Regions from separate parts of the Homo sapiens genome. Here region 2 is linked to region 1. A link is an interaction called in ENCODE POLR2A ChIA-PET data of the cell type or tissue named here. Cell type or tissue: MCF 10A. All regions are shown on one strand. Links, peaks and the distances in the headings refer to the core of each region. The heading gives the core; the rest is flanking DNA.

Region 1 (8,849 bases), core at 661-8,660:
TTCAAGGCGTGGTGTGATCAAAGAGAAGGGAATTTAGAGCTGGAACCAAGAGACTCAAGATCAAACACTAGCTGTGCCAACTTGGGCTTGGGCACGTTCTTTCTTTCTTCTTTTTTCTTTTCTTTTTTTTTTTGAGACGGAGTCTCATTTTGTTGCCCTGGCTGGAGTGCGGTGGCATGGTCTCGGCTCACTGCAACCTATCCGCCTCCCGGGTTCAAGTGATTCTCCTACCTCAGCCCGCCGAGTAGCTGGGATTACAGGCAACTGCCACCATGCCCGGCTATTTTTTTGTATTTTTAGTAGAGAAGGGGTTTCACCACGTTGGCCAGGCTGGTCTCGAACTCCTGACCTCGTGATCTGCCCGCACTGGCTTCCCAAAGTGCTGGGATTACAGGCGTGAGCCACCGTGCCCATCCAGCACATTCTTTAACTTCTAGAAGTGAGCCCTATTTCCTTATACGGAAAAGAGAAATAATGACATCTACTGCATGGGATTTGTGTGAGAGTTCGATCAGACTGCTTGTGTCCTCCCGGGCACACACCACATCCTCGACGAAGGCAATTCCCCTTTCCACAGAGGATTTGACTCCCCACATCTTTTGTGACCAATCCCTTGAACTCATCATCCCATTTTGTAATTCTGAAAAGCAAAACAATGAAAAGAAATGAGCAACCAGAATTTGTATCAGCAAAACAAAACCATAAGCAACCTACCATACAGAAATAGGGAAATGGAATACAATGGAATATTACACAATCTTTTCAAATGTTGCTAGACATTTCCCAGTTAAAATGGTAGAATTAAACCTCTGTATAAAATCTCACTCTTCCTAAATTTGAATTAAAAAAAAATTAAACCTGAAATAAAACACTTATCAGCCAAAAAAAAAAAAAAAAAAAACCAAAAAAAAACAAAATGAGCACACCCCAGTGTCATAAAGTCAAAAGGTGCCTGGGAAATAAAATAAAGGAAAAAGAATCCAGTGTGGCAAGGCTCAGAGCCCTGAGTCAAACACCCTCAGGAAGACAAAACAGTGAATAAATAAACATTCTGAGAGTTTTCATCAATATCACCACATCTAGAAAAAAACACCTGAGTAGTTATCCCTATATTCTCTTCTTCTGACTAGGGAAGAGAGAAAACATCTGCTGGGGAGAAAAGGATGAGATGATGCATAAACCGTGGTGTTGATCATCTCTGCTGCAAGGAATGAAGACTCTGGGAGTCCAACGTGAAACCCAAGGCTGACCCGAGGCCACAGAATACTGCCAGAGGGTGTGCAGTGTGTGCCCCCCACACAGGAAGACCGAACCCACTTAAAAGGGCCTTCAAAAGATCCCACAAGTGAAAGCTGCCAAGACCACATCTAGCCAAGCCTACTCAGCACCCAGCATACGACCTGCTACAGCTCAACTGGCCCAAGACATTTCATAAGTCTTCAGGCTACAGAAAGCATGAACAGAAACAAAAAACCAGCCTTCAAACTTCAGCTTGGTAGCAAGAAGAAAAAAGATAGCCTTCAAATAAATAAATCAAAGAAAGATATAGCCTGATTTACTTCAGCAAGAATAAAATGAAAAACCACAAGGCATGGTTATCTTTAAACACAGACTCCTGGAAAGGCAAGAAAGCAACAGTAGGTGTCAAAGACAAAGAACTCAAAATAAAAGAAAACGTAACTCAGCCAGAGAAAGATACCCCCCAAAAGATCTTTGAGCCATAGAACTTAATAAGAATATGAGTTCAATACATCAAGAACCCAAAGACAACATCTAAAAAAGGGAAAAAAAAAAGATTGTAGATCTAAAGAAATACGTTGAAAACTAAAGCCAACCCTAGAAAATAAAGATATGAAACAGAATCTACACAGGACTAAAGAAAGATGGTTTAAAATCAATTTTCTGACTAGAGGAAAGCTAAAAATAAACATGGTGAATGCAGATAAAAAAAAGGGATTCAAGTAATCGAAGCAAAACAGACAACTATGGAGTTCAAAGACAATGTAACATACAGACAATTGGTGCCTTACAGCAGAGAATTCACTGCATAGAACCCAGTGTTTGAAGAGATAATACAAAGAAATTCTCCCAAAACTAATAAAGAATTGCATCTGTTGATTGAAAATACACATCCAGTTCCAAAAACTATGACACACATCACACAGCAGTAATATACATCAGAATTAAATTATCTGTCAAATATTAAGAAAAGATTCCTCATATATCTAACCTATAGGCAATAATAAATTATCTCTAAGGGAGGAAAAATAAGGCTGGCCTTGGACACTTCTACAGCAACATTTAGTAGCAAAAGATAGTTACTTCTTTCCAGTTTTACTGAAGTCTTCTGTTAAGTTTCAGTGAAATTAAACTTACTGCTATTTTTAGAACATACATTTTATAAGTATATCTACTCAGCCAGTCATTTTTCCATGTATAAGAATAGAAAGAACTCTAAAATGATATATTCCTAATAATAACAAGAAATTCTTCTTCCCTTTCCCCAGAATTCATACCTTGATATAGACTAGACGAACGTCCACCTTCTGGAAATTAACAGAGAAAAAGCATCTGCTCTTCTAACTTCCCCACTCAATCCTCCCCAAAGGGAAGGATTGGCAACTTACTCGATTCACAGAATTGCAAGCAGGAAGCTGGCAAGCTTGCCCTGACCCCCTTCTCCCCCAATTCTGTGAACAGCCCTCAGGATGCACATATTCTCTGCTCCTCCAGGAGGTAAGCTTACCTGAGCAGGTGAGCATCTGCAGGGACAAAGCCTGCAGTTCTGCCTTGGAAGAGTTTTATTCTGAGAACAAAGTAGTGAAAAGAAGCCTGAATCTGGACACAAACAGAGTTTTCCAATCCAAACTGCAGTTTTTTCCACACAACCCCCAAGATGATGTTTTAAACCCCTGTGGCTGGCTGGGGTGTCTACTTCCCAAATGATCCTTTCTTTGTTGTTGTTGTTGAAATAGTGTCTCACTCTGTCACTCAGGCTGGAGTGCAGTGGCACTATTACGGCTCACTGCAGCCTCAATCTCCTGGTCTCAAGTGATCCTCCCACCTCAGTCTCCCAAATATCTGGGAGACTGGGTGGTGGCATGCAGCACCACACCCAGCTAATTTTTTAATTTTTTTTTTTTTCCTTTGAGACAGAGACTGGAGTGCAGTGGCGCCATCTTGGCTCATTGCAACCTCTGCCTCCTGGGTTCAAGCAATTTTCCTGCCTCAGCCTCCTGAGTAGCTGGGATTACAGGCATGTGCCACCATGCCTGGCTAATTTTTTTATTTTTAGTACAGACAGGGTTTCACCATGTTGGCCAGGCTGTTCTCAAACTCCTGACATCAACTGATCCACCCACCTCGGCCTCCCAAAGTGCTGGGATTACAGACATAAGCCACCATGCTCAGCTAATTTTTAAATTTTTTGTAGAGACAGGGTCTCCCTATGTTGCCCAGGCTGGTCTCAAACTCCTGAGCTCAAGTGATCCTCCCACTTCAGCCTTCCAAAGTACTGGGATTACAGGCACGAGCTACCATGCCCGGCTCCCAGTGGATTCTTAATTAGAAGGGGCTAGAGTGAGGGCAGAGAGGAAGGTGCGGTTAACGGTCACTTCTCAAACCCCACCACCAGTCATGATTATTTCTGAATGGGGGATTTTGAATTTTTAAAAACATTTTTATATAAACTTTTCTTCATGATGAATATGTATTGTTTTATAAAAACAATAAGGTCATTTTTCATTTGAAACTATGACAGCAGAGAAGAACATCTGATGTTACAGAAAAGCCATGAGAATGATTTAGAGGAAAGAGTAGGTTCCTAAACAGAATTTATAGTGAGATCCAATTTTATTACTTTTTAAAAATCACGACAGTAGCACATACTGCAGAGAGGCACGGGCTGAGTACTTTGGATGGATTCTCTCATTTGGTATTCACAAGATCATTGAAAGTATAAATATCATCCCAATCTTAGAGATGAGGAAATTGAGAATTAGAGAGGGAAAGCTAAATGCCCAAAGCCACACAAGACTAACCAGCCCCAGACATGGACTTCAAAGACCCCAAAGCCCACATCCTTTACCACCGTGTGGGCCTGGAAGTCACGCATCAATGCAGGTAGACGGAGAGAGACTTAAAGGACTCACGCCAAAATGTTTACAGTTTATCTCCAGGTTCTCTGAATTATGGATTTTTTTTTATGTTATCTATGTTTATTTGTATTTTCCAAATTGTCAACACCACATATATTCCTTGTGTAATAAGTAAAACAGTAAAGTCTTTATATTAAAAAAAAAAAAAAAAAAAAGCCGGCTGGGTGTGGTGGTTCATGCCTGTAATCCCAGCACTTTGTGAGGCCGAGCCAGGTGGATCACCTCAGGTCAGGAGTTCGAGACTAGCCTGGCCAACATGGCGAAACCCCAACTCTACTAAAAATACAAAAATCTGCTGGGCGTGGTAGTGCACTCCTGTAATCCCAGCTACTAGAGAGGCTGAGGCGGGAGAACTACTTGAACCCAGGAGGCAGAGGTTGCAGCGAGCCGAGATCCCACCAATGCACTCCAGCCTGGGCGACAGAGCGAGACTCCATCCCCTCAAAAAAAAATTTAAAAAAAAAGCACGAACTTGAAGTTGAAGCTAGCACTAGAGCCAGGCGATGAATAGATAAAGACACAGACATAGGATGCTCACAGAGCTTTCCAGCTAGCTCAGCCAGCGCTTGGATCGGCCGGCCACAGGCTTGGAGCAACAGCGCAGAAATGCTTCCTGACCTGACTCACACAACCTTTCACACAGTCCTTGAAGCTGAAAGGAAACCTCCACAGGCCTCCCAGCCCCCAGAACACCCGGGGCCTCCGCCCAGTCACCAGGCAGCTCCACTCACAGGCTACCTTCCTTCCCAGGCCCCGGTGACTACCTATTCCAGGGAGGAGTGGCCTCTCTCAGCAGCCTGCCAAGCTCTTCCCAAGGAGAACAGGAGGGGAAGTTTGAAGGGCCTTCATCCAATTTTTAAACTGTAAACTGCACACCCACTTTTTGTTTGGAGACATTTCCTGTGTGTGAACACAGTTTGTTCTGTTACCAGCTTTAAAGTTATCCAGAACTGATACATCCGAGGCCAAGCAAAAGTGGTTTTATTTAAAAAAAAAAAAAAAGTCAAATATAATAGGACCTTTCCTAATGTTAGCTCATCTTGCAAGAATCTAATTTGTACATATGCAAAAGAGAGGTTTAATACAGAGGTGTCATTTTGTCCTCAGGCCCAGGACCCTATATTTGCCCCCCTCCCATGTGGCACCCATACTGGTGAGCACAGCATTCCAGTACAAGAAGCATTCTGCATCCTTCAGCCCCTTGGCCTCAGCATGCGAGGAAGCTGTGCTTGCTTCTAGCTGAGTCTGAGCATGCCCTGGATGAAGGTCCCTCCACAGGCTAGCAGACTGACTTCCAGCCACATTTCACCACACCACTTCAAAGCAGGGGAGCAGGGGCAGAGGGATCCAAGCTTGGCCGAGAGAGATGCCGACAGCCTCCGCGCTGCTAACTGGAGTGGCACTCCACAGTGCCAGCCCTGACATGCCCCAGCCCGGCTGTGGCCCTGGGTTTCCAGCCCTCCCCTTCTCCATCCCAGGTTTCCAATCACATGCTGCCTCCAATGACTCTCCGCAGCCAGCCTCTCACCAACGGTTCCACTTGACATCTTGCTACCCTCGGATCTATCCCCAACCAAGGTTGAGAAAATTATTTTATATCTCCGACCAGTCTACCCAGGCCCATCTCCCACCCTGGCCCAATGCTTTGCTTCTATTTTTAGTCTGGTCTATTGTAATACAACTAGACCAGACATGAGGCTTCCAGAGGGCTTGGCTGCCACCTGGCCCAGGACCTGAAACGTCCTAATGAATGAGTCATTAATGAAAAAATTATAAACATGTCATCTCCCCCCCCACGATAAATCAACTCCATGAGGGCCAAGAACATGCCTTACTCAACTCTATATTGCTCGCAGCACTTAAGGAAGTTGTCGAAGTTAATTAGTTTGGCAGAGATCAAGCTGACATTTTTTTTTTCTTTTTTTTTTTTTTTTAAAAAAAGGAGCCTGTGCAGAGAAATTCTGGGAACCATATCACTCCTACCCCCACCAAAAAAACCACAGAGATGGATGAGATTAGAATGCAGATGTCTGGTGCTAACTTAATACATACCTGGCCAAATCTGAGACTGGCTGGCACAGCGCACAGTGATAAAGTCTCTTTTGGTCTCACTGAATCGGATAGGGCTTCAGGAAGGAGACAGAGCCAGCTGCAGATTTTACCAGCCCTGATTCCTGCTAAGGAATCCTGGGTGTGAGGGATGGGAACATGGATGAGTACCTATGTACATACACACAGTAAATACACAAACACATATTCCTCACCCACATATCTGTCTAGGATTTTTTTTTACATGCATTCTCCTTAATCAAATGACATGACTATCAGTCCAATCCCAGCATTCGGCTAGGCCCAGGAAGAGAAAATGATGTGTTTGAAGCTAACGAATCATCCAACTAGGTTCATTCCTGCAAGTCTAATCACCACCACCCCAGAGAGTAACATGGTTACCTTCTTACAGAAAGGAAACAGGGACTGTCCGCATTTCTGTGAAGATTGAAATGATATCTTTGGGTATGAACGACTCTCTTACGAATATCCAACAATCCTCCTACCTCACCCAAACACTTAAGAAGACAGAGTTTGCCTTTGTTTTCTTTGTACACACAGACTGTTTTAGGATCCTTTGCTCTTTTCTTCTCTGGTGTTATGAATTGATTTGTTTTCCCCAAAAAGATAAACTGAAGTCCTAACTCTTAGTGCCTGTGAATGTGACCTAATTTGGAAACGAGGACTTAGCAGATGTAAGCTAGTCACATGAGGTCATTAGGGTGAGCCCTAATCCAATGTGACCGGTGTCCTTAGAAGAAGAAGAGAGAGAGACGCGGGGGAAACACCATGTGACAGCAAAGGCAGAGATGGGAGTGATGCAGCTGCGAGCCAAGGAATCCAAGGACCCTTGGCCACCCCCACATGCCATGAAGAGGCAAGGAAGGGTTCTACGCAGGGTCTAGGAGGGAGCACGGCCCTGCTGATGCCCTGATTTCAGACTTCTGGCCTGCAGGACTGTCAGACAAAAAATTTGTTTCAAGCCACCCAGTTTGTGGTAATTTGTTACAGCAGCCCTAGTTAATGAATAGACCTGGTTTTTTCCTTCTGAAATGCCTACCATCTCATCCACCCTCTCCCCTCCAAGCCCATGTCCACCTCACCAACAGATAAACTGTGAAAGTCACTTTCTCACTTATAATATGACCCAATTTTGGTCTAGCATCTGAGATATTGAAAATGTTAGGGAATAATCCTACTGTCCTACGAACTCTACAAAAGGAAAAGTTTAAATAAAATGTCAAGTCCCCACTTATTCCTGTTCCCAAATAAAGTACAAAAGAGCTCAGAATTAGTCCAGGAAGGCAGGAATCACATACAGTCTGTGGTGAAAGGTGGAATTGGATCTGAAAGGCTTGTAAGAGACCACGCTCAGCTCCATTATCCACTGGATAGGGACAGCGGGTGGCCAACCACGGAGGGGGCAGAAAGGACACTGCCCATGGCAAATGCCTGCCGTGACAGTCCCACTCAGGAGTGGCCTAGGTCTTGACTCCCAGAGTCCCTACCCATGTGACTGTGACATCCTGTCAGGGACGGTGAGGCGTGACACTGATGGGGTCAGGGGCCAGTGGAGGGAGGTAGGAAGAAAACAAACAACCAGGACGTGACAGAGCGGAAATGAACACCTGTGACCATCACTGTTGGGCTCACCGGGTGCAAAAAGCAGCACCAAGGCGACAGACCTCAACAGGAGAACACTCAGCTTCCTTTTGGGGGATTTAAATGTGTCACTTGTCACACAAAATAGTTCCCCTGATAGCCTTGGGTGCCACAAGCCCTTGAGCTATTTTTAATCACCTCCCTGTCACTGTTATTTTTAAATACAAAAGTATTCCCCAATGAAATCCTAAGCATCAGAAGGCAAATAAATATAAATGTATATATATTATCTGTTCACTCCATTAAGGATAGGTAGGGTACCTCTTAGAAAGCATTAAGCCTATTTAGACAAAAAAAAAAAAAAAAAAGAGGAACATTTTAAAAGAGAATAAGAGAAGTGATTTTTCCCCAGTATTCACCAAAACAATATTTTTATTTATACTTGTTTATAATTGCTATTCCCAAAATTAAAACTATCAGTTGTCTTTCCTTCCTGGCTGCTCACCTGCTTATACCTGCCAGCGAATGTGAGCTGGCTCCGGAGGGTGGGGCTGCACATTTGGGTAAATGCCTCAATTCTGTGCCCTGATTTTGCCTAACATGAAAGCAATGAATGCAGAGATTCTACGATGTTATACTTAAGAAGACCTAAAAACAGGCCCACCCTGGGCCACAGAAACAATATGCCTGTTGGACAGTCGATTGCACATGTCCATCTCTAGAAATCGAACAAGGTTGTATTTGGATTTAGCCCAAGCACTGCTGGCTCCACGTGCCACTCTGAGCCTAGTGCAGCAAGGAGAACCTCCCCATCTGCTTCCATCAAGTGCAAGCTGCAAAGCTGCAAAACTGCTCACTGGCTTTTTGATCTATTTATATGCATCTCCTTGATGCATGTATACAGCTTGGCAAAGGTAAAGGAATGGTGCTAATTTATGGTTTTTGTTTCCAAAAGATATCCTCTCTTTGGCTGGCTGAGAAACTGTCACTGGCATGTTAAGCCTCCCAACCTACAAAGTATGTACCAGCACTGGGGAGGCG
Region 2 (8,849 bases), core at 52-8,051, 98 kb before region 1:
CAAGTTCCATGTTGACTCTCGTGTGTTGACTACAGAGAAAGGAGAGGACTCCACAACTCTGCCCACCCCAAAGGCACCTCCCATCAGCGGCTCCAGCAACTTTGCTGGCTGCTCCAGGGTGTGATGGAGCCCAAACTGCCCAGGCTTGGGGCCAGCACACCAGCTGCGGATTTCATCACCACTCTCCTTGTTTTAGAAACAGAGCCCAAAGACAGGCATGCAAATATGCTGTGCTCTGGCCAGATTTTAAATAATACACTAAAATATTAGTTCAGAACATACTCGGCCTCTCTCCTACATGTGCTACATGTGCTTGCTCACGAAGTGTTTTGAACAGCGTGGGGAGAAGGTACTGTATTTCAATGCCTCTTTTTAGTTTTAAGGCTGTAAGTTTTTTTTGTTTTGTTTTCTGCTAGAGCCAAAATGTTTTTCTGGGTGAGCAGAAATAGCCTTTTTGCCTTTTAACATTTCGCTGAGGGGAAAAAACACTACACTTCCTTGCTCATCATGGCAAATGTTATGCTGGAGGATTTTGACACACACAGAACTAGCTAGGAAGTTAGAGTCCAAACTGATGACTGCGCCCAGGTCAAATTTTCTTCTACCCAGCAATGCAAAGGGCTCACCCTACCCAATTCCCCAGCAACTCATTCTAGGTCTGTGGACCAGCCCCCGCCACCAGGAAACCATAGACATAGCTAGATCTCTTCCACTGAAAAATGGGGACTTCTCTTGGGAGAATATAAGGGTGAGCCCATAAGATGCCAGGCCCAACAAGGGAGCACTTCTACCAGAAAAGGAATTCTATAGATGGAGTCTTATGAGTGTTATGAAGTAAAAGGAGATTTTGGTAATGTTTTTGATAGAAAGACAACAATAATTGTAACAAGAGGCCAGGCACTGTGGCTCATGTCTGTAATCCCAGCACTTTGGGAGGCCAAGGTGGGTGGACCACCTGAGGTGAGGAGTTTGAGACCAGCCTGGCCAACATGGAGAAACCCCCTACTTTACTAAAAATACAAAAATTAGCCAGGCATGGTGGCACGTACCTGTAACCCAAGCTATTTGGGAGACTGAGGCAGGAGAATCACTTGAACCTAGGAGGTGGAGGTTGCAGTGAGCCAAGATTGTGCCACTGCAATCCAGCCTGGGCAACAGAGTGAGAATTCATCTCAAAAAAAAAAAAATTATATATATACAGACAAACACAAGAAATTTTACTCCACAACAACAATTAGTTCTTAGTATCCACATGTAGTAGTCAGATATTCTACACCACTTCTACCCCAAAAAATGATTTATTCACTCATTCATTCGACAAATATCTACTAATTGCCTTTATGTGCCAGGCACATATTTCTGTACATGTGCTGTATACAACGAAAAGATGAGCTTTACCTCTCAAAGTGTGTAGCGGGGACACAGGTGTATGTGCAACAGATACAATCACACCAAAAAATGATGCAAGGTGACAGTGCTAAACACAGTGTGGACCTGTTAGCAAACTCTTGTGTTGGAGGTAGGTGGAGGCAGAGATGGCTTCTGAGAGGAAGGGACCTCTGAGCTGACTCTACATGGAGCAACACGAGTTTGCCAGATCCCCTGGGTAGGGGAAAGAGAAAGGAGACTCCATGCAGAGGAACCAGAATGTGCCAAGCAAAAAGGCGCCAATAAACAGCGCCACCCTAAGGGTAACCACGGACAGTGCAGTGCCTGCTGTGAGCGCACAAAGAAGCTGGACACGTCGTGAGTGCCGTAAATACTGCGGCTGTGTGAGCACACGTGCGAAGGCTGTGCTTGCGGGTCTGCGTGTGCACCCTTTCTCTGTCTGAAGAATGGGTTGGGGAATGAAGCTTCACATGGAAGCAGGGGTCGCTTGTTTCTACCCTGGCTTCTTCTCACTCCTTGTCTGTGATGGAACTTCCTTTGTTAGCACCAGAATTTGATGCCACTGGTCCCCACGGTGGTTTGTGGAGCCCTATTCACCTCACCTAGTGAGAAGACATGATAAATTAGAGGCCCTGTTCTAGCCAGGACACCTCCATGCTGCATAATAAGCACAGGCTGGAGGATTCTAGAGGGCCACTCTATGACTCACTCTCTGTGCTTACCAGTCCAAGCAGAACTCAGCAGAATCTACTTGAGAGAAAGCTCGCAGGAGACTAGAAAGTCATTTTAATGATGCCAGCTAAACTTCTCTTTCCTCTCCTCCATCTGCTGTTTTCCCCAGGTGGAGAAGTAAAAGACTGTAAGGTAGGGAGGGGGCATACAGACTTTTCCAGTCTCTGATCCGGCACTGAAACTCAGGGCACACGCTCTCCTCTGTGGGCATGGATGATTACGTCCTCTGTCTGAGAAAGGAGACACGCACTGTGCTTTGATGGATAGGCCGTAAGTGGCTTCCCTGGGTACTTTCCAGGGCGACTAGGCAGGGGACTCTAGAAAATGTTCAGGATGGAAGCATCTGAACAAGTAAGGCAATCAGAAGGGAAGGAAGATAGGGACATTTCAAAGCCATCTTGCATCTCTGCAGGAAGAGGGGAGCAAAGAGGAGGGAAGAGAGCCACCTTCTTGATTTAGCTGCCTGTGGATTTGCTCTTGAGAGCTCTTGGTGCTGAATCCTGCAGACAAAGCAGACAAGGAAAGAGCCTATGCCAGCGGGATTTGGGAGAACACTGAAGTGACCTTGACCTTTAGTCCTGCCACTACGTCCTCGTGGTTCCCCAAAAGTAGGCTGTTTGAAAACAACACAGCCAAAAACTGTGCTATTGATATTTGAGAGACAATATGATCCAGGAAAACAGGAGAGATAACAAGGTCTGGAAGTCAACAGAACAAGGACAAAACAATTAATCCATCTGTAAAACGGGTTTAATTTATTTCATATGGGATTATCTGTGTAATAGGTGTCTTATCCATATTGATTTTTATTATATGTCGAGTGCTGTCTTTATCCTGTGGCAACGCTTCTGCGTTATGTCCCCACAACGGCACCTCAGTCCTACAGGAGAGGTGGGGAGACAAATGATACTATTAGCCAAAGAAAAGCATAACCAGAGGAGGGACATTCTACCACAGATCACCATATAAAGCTTCAAGCAGGGGGAGTTATTTGGACTCTTATGGGTTAATCTATACTGCTGTTCATTTCTGTGTAGAGCAGTTAATCTAGAAAACAGTACTCTCTGCTTCCTCTTATACCTCTGCAACATGCTCTGATAACTAAAAACCTCTCTTATTGTCATTTTAATATTTTAAATGAATAAAAATGTAACAACTCACTGGGTTTATTTAGACATAGTTTCCTACCATCTAATAATCTTTTTGTTTTTTTAGAAAGGATAAAAAGCAGCACAAATAGAATGAGGTATTTCAAAACTTCTTTAGAGCCTAACTCTTCTGGATCATTTACAAAGACAGTTTTAAAGCCCTTTATAAAGTTATCTGAAAGCAGAGTTCAAAAATACAAATTGTATCTCATCTCTCTTGCTGTCAAAAAAAAAAATCCCCAAAAAACTGCACCACGCTTTTGTCTTCTCCTCCATGACCAAAGCTGCCCTTTGGAAGTAAAATGCCACACAACATAATTGGTGCAGCAGCCCAGCTCTCTGCAGAAGCTAGGGTTAGACTTTTTTACATTCTACAAAGCGCCACCTTATCTTTCTGCTTCAAGTTGAAATCACCTTTTTCCACGAACAGTGCCAGATGCTCTGTTTGAGAAGCATCACCAAAGCCCAGGCATGAATTCCTTCCACTGCTGAGACATTCTAATACACCAGGTTAACTGGGATCTGAGAATGGTTACTGCTCCTAAGGGTCCCATTTAATTAAATGTTCCTACAATTTGCATTTGGAAAGCACATCATCATCACTGCCTGTTGCTTTAATGAAAACTTGAGTCCTCAAAATTTGGGTGCTAGACACAGTATCCTGAAAGGATCATATCCTGAAATGTTCAGAAGCGCAGTTTTGTGCCCAGTTCTAACAGGGATTTTTCTGTCCCATGTACCCTGGGGACAGTGATGTTGCATTGTGCACAGTGGGAAAAACATCTTCCTCAGAGATGCTGGTACTGATGATACATTAGTGGGAACTTGTACACAGGCCATGAGAATCATCGTCAGCTAAAATCTGAGCTGTCCGTCCCTCCACTCCCCTGGCTACAAACCTCTTTGTCTGCACTGGTGTCAGTGCTGGCCTCGGTCAGTACAAAGCCTGAACTCTTTTCTCTGCGTCCCAAATCTGTCACAAAGCAAAAATGTCCTGACCTCATCTGAGCTACGGGTGCAGTTATGGTGTGGCTGGGGCTGCCAGCCGAGGCCCCTGTTTCTGTCTGGGTCATTTCTCAACCTATCTCGACTCAACCTTGTTACTTCAGATCAGAGCTGCCCATAATTCGCTGGGCACAAATGCCCTGCGGCTGCCAAAATGACGAGGCTCTGATGCCTTCTGGATGACTCACGGAATGAACCAGGAGGGGATGAAATACACCAGTTCTTAACAAAATTGCATGAAAATGACACCGAATTCAGAAAGCTTCACACAATCTCCTTGAGGGCTCCTATTTGAGTTTCTCTCCTCCCTTCAATGAAAGCAAGGAGCTGGAATCAATGTCCTCAGGGCTGGACTGGCTCAATCGACTAAGGGCTTACTCCTTCCTGATCCCTCCAGGAGTACATTCTGGCAGTAGAAGCAATTTAGAGCAGGTGTGCACACCCACACTCACTCCTACGAATTTCCCTCCACACACACACACACACACACACACACACACACCCTGCTGGCTGCCCACAATTCAAGTGCACCTGTAGACAAAAGATTCCTTTGGACTTGGTGCCTCTCAACAAAACCCTCCTGGTAGGCAAGCCCTGCCAACTCCCACTCCCTAGGCAAGGCCAGGCTGGTGAGAGGAGGAAGGATGAGCAGGCAACATAGAAAAACAAAAGGGAAGGGAAGTTAGGGGGTGGGGTGGGAGTCTCAATCCTGGATTCTAAAGTGAACAGTCAATGAAGGATATTTTTAGAGAGCCTCAGAGGCCCAAATGAGATTGTTCCTCACAATGGAGGATATTTATTTGGACCTGTCAGGTCTAGTTTTAAAAGTCCTTCTTCAATACCACATAGAATCCAGGGATTTGAGCAGGATCTCAGGCCTCTAAATCATTACGGGACATCCAAACATCCAGGGGGATAAATGTTTCCTTTGGGGATCCCTGAGGAGCCAGGGCTTGGCTTTGGGTTTCCCAAGCACTGGGATGCTGGTGGTGGGAGAGGGGTCTGCATATGCGTTTCTCTTTAATCATGTGTCTTCTCTCCAATTCTCCTGTTCTCTAGGGCACTCAATTTTAATGTATACCTCTTCCCCTTCCCAACAGATTCTAAAAACCCTAATCATCCACTGAGTATCCCCACAGCCCCCTCTCCCTGGGTATGTTTGCTGTCATGGGGGAGCTGAGGTCCCCAGTACCTCTTCAGATGGTGGTGATGACTGTAATCCTCCCAAAAGCTGGCATGGCACACGCAGAAAAGTCTAGAGGTAGGACTGCTGGCCACACTCAAAAACTCGTGGAAAGACAAAGTACGGGACAAGGTAATGGATAAGGCCTGGATTCCAGACCACACACTGTCACCTGACGCTCTGTGACCCTGAGCAAGTCACTCAATTCTGTGAGCTGCCACTTCTTCATCGCAAAAGGGAGGTATCCAAGGAAATAGCTTTCTAGAACATACTCGAAGTACATTAAAAAAAAAAAAACTATCTAATTTTAAAGGATGTTAGTACCCAGCTTGCTTCTGCTTCTTCCCAACACACTGCTCAACTCTCTTTCTCTACCAGAGATGGGACGGAGCTGTGGCCAATGAGGTGCCACTTCCGGCCTGGTCCACAAGACTTCCCATGCCCCTTCCACCAGGGTCTTTTCTCCTCCTGCTTGATGCCGACAAGCATAGCAACCTTGAATAGGAGGAACTAAATATAGCAACACTAACATGGCAAGAGCTACTACACAGAGCTGCCCACATATTAGTAAAACCTGTTCTGGAGTCACCTGAGCATAAAAAAAAAAAGCAATGATGCATGTGAGGGTTTGCTTCTTGCAGTAGCTGTCAGTCGAACAAATACATTTACCATGCCCTAAAAAGGGTAGAAAGTATAAAGCACTATCAAATATTTCACCTAAAAATGACCAAAAACAAAAAAAAATTACAGATGACAAGGCCGTTGTATCTACTTTTAGAGCTCTGAGCAATCACACAGAAGTCTTGTGATTAATGGAACATTCCAGGTTCCATTACATTTCCAACAAGTTTCTACCACAGGTTTGCTTTTCCTGAAAACCTACTTTCATAAACTGAAAACAAGTAGGTTCCCCACCCATACTGAGAGGTGAAGCCAGCTGAGCTTCTGGGTCAGGTGGGGACTTGGAGAACTTTTGTGTCTAGCTAAAGGACTGTAAATGCACCAATCAGTGCTCTGGGTCTAGTTAAAAGATGGTGAACACACCAATCAGCACTTTGTAAAATGGACCAATCAGCACTCTGTAAAATGGACCAATCAGCAGGATGTGGGCGGGGCCAAATAAGGGAATAAAAGCTGGCCACCCGAAATAGCAGCGGCAACCTGCTTGGGTCCCCTTCCACGCCGTGGAAGCTTTGTTCTTTCGCTCTTCACAATAAATCTTGCTGCTGCTCAGTCTGGTTCTGCACTACCTTTATGATCTGTAATACTCACTGCGAAGGTCTGTGGCATGACTCCTGAAGTCAGCGAGACCACGAACCCACCAAAAGGAAGAAACTCCTGACACATCTGAACCTCGGAAGGAACAACTCCAGACGCATCATCTTTAAGAACTGTAACACTCACCGCGAAGGTCCACGGCTTCATTCTTGAAGTCAGCAAAACCAAGAACCCACCAGAAGGAACCAGTTCTGGACAGAATACAATTAATATCTACTGCAATAAAATCCCACGGTGTGATCCAATCAGATGAAATGTTATTTGGGGCATTGGTTCTCACTACCCACACCACTTTCTCATTAGCACAACATTCAGGAGTTAATCAGCCCCAGGCTGCTGCCGCCCCCCCCCCCCACCCTCCCCGAGTTAAACCCTCACGAGAGAGAAACTGTGGCAGGCCTGGTCTCCCTAACAGCTGAACAGGGTAGCCTCCATAATAACTGTCTCAGCACTGACTGACTGGTGAAGTTAAATATTAAAAGCTGAAAGCTGAAAGAGCCAGTGCCCATATACAAAGGCTGGAATGCAACAAAAGCCCACCAAGCATCTTGCCTAGGACTTTCCCGGGCCTCGAAGCACGACAAGATAACAAAGGAATTCTTAACAGGACCTATTTAGGATTAAACAGGTGTATTGGGGGTCTGAAGGAACTCCCCAAACCTCCATGATTTAGCAGGAGACAAGGGTAATCACCCCCAGCACCCGGACCCATTTAGATTAAGTAAATTTACTGAGGCTCCAGAGGAAGGTCTTCAGGAATCAGATCTTAGTTACAGATTGGAAGAAGTTAATCACTTATGTCTTCAGATGAATGCACACTTACACACAGACATACAGCTTAGAAAGTATATAAGCTCTGGAAAACTTTGTAATTTTGAGTTGGTCTGGCGATGTTTTCCAGGCCTTCTCCCTGTACCCGGCTCCAGAAATAAACTCTCTCCTTTCCCAGCTCATCTGCATCTCGTTATTGGGTTGTGAAAGTAAGCAGCCCGAGGACCCTCAGTTTGGTCCAGGAACAAAGCATCTGGTGTGCTGCTGGGGATGGGGTGCACTGGACAGCCTGAGATCACCAAGAGGCTCCTAAACATCACTGCTGGGCTCTCCGTTGGGCTTAGGACCTTCCACAGCCATTTCCACCTCTCATTCTCTCCTCCTTCCCCGGCTCCACTTCCCTCCTCAGCACCAAGTCTCTCCCATTGCTGTTTGGCCAGCTTTCAGTTGTTTCCTGTTTTCTTTCTCAGGCCACAGGAAATCCTTGCTCTTTTTTTTTTTTTTTTTTTTTTGAGACGGAGTTTCGCTCTTGTTGCCCAGGCTGGAGTGCAATGGCGCGATCTCAGTTCACCGCAACCTCTGTCTCCTGGGTTCAAGTGATTTTCCTGCCTCAGCCTCCAGAGTAGCTGGGATCACAGGCATGTGCCACCATGCCTGGCTAATTTTGTATTTTTAGTAAAGACAGGGTTTCTCCATGTTGGTCAGGTTGGTCTCGAACTCCCGACCTCAGGTGATCCATCTGCCTCGGCCTCCCAAAGTGCTGGGATTACAGGTGTGAGCCACTGTGCACGGCCGCTCTGTAATTCTTAAAATGTCCACTCTAGTCACTGCCTCATATGCTACCTCCCGCTGCAGTCTGCGGCATCTTCTGAGCCTGTCTGTATGACCGCCAGAGTTTGTTCTTGGGCCCTGCGAGCCTGAGATGGCTGCATCAGGACCAGAAGAGCTGAGCTCAACTTCTGACTCAGCAGCGACTACTTTGTGACCTTGAATAATTCTCCCCAGTCTTCTGAGTCCAGGTTTCCTCCCACATGATGGGAATTATAATACCTCTGTCCCAGGGTTTTCATAAAATCAAATGCATTCATTCATTCAGTACACATGTGCTGGGTCCCTTCCATGTTCTGAGAACCATCTCAAGCTTTAAACATGTAACAGTGAATGGGTCGCTCTCATAGAGCTGGCATTCTGGTGAGGAATGACAATAAGTAAATAAATGTATTTTATGCTAGATGGCAATATGTGAAGAAAAACAAAGCCAAGTAAGGCGACTAAGAGTAAAGGTGGCAGATGAGTAGGGGAAGGGTATTCAGGGAAGGCCTCTCTGATGGGAAGACCCACAA

What was found. Peaks named below come from ENCODE experiments on the same cell type or tissue, not always from the same donor. Only the 100,000 strongest peaks of a DNase experiment are listed, where the experiment ranks them.
Region 2: POLR2A ChIA-PET joins it to region 1 with 21 read pairs; 4 of 35 experiments call an interaction of 5 or more read pairs at or near these places.

The regions. Positions count from the first base shown.
Region 1 is chr15:91,863,818-91,872,666 of GRCh38, reverse strand. All of the region lies in intron 1 of SLCO3A1 (solute carrier organic anion transporter family member 3A1), which reads right to left. Among named protein-coding and RNA genes, the nearest start is that of SLCO3A1, 15 kb to the right of the region's middle. RefSeq lists an enhancer at 4,654-4,948. In MCF 10A, for the core only: no CTCF peak of the experiment used is centred there; DNase peaks (open chromatin) are centred at 4,876, 5,516 and 5,916.
Region 2 is chr15:91,961,649-91,970,497 of GRCh38, reverse strand. All of the region lies in intron 2 of SLCO3A1 (solute carrier organic anion transporter family member 3A1), which reads right to left. LOC124903557 (a long non-coding RNA gene) reads right to left here and starts at 6,570. Exons shown (of 2, transcript XR_007064764.1): 1 at 3,684-6,570; 2 at 2,854-3,001. In MCF 10A, for the core only: a CTCF peak has its summit at 1,704; DNase peaks (open chromatin) are centred at 157, 4,427 and 4,887.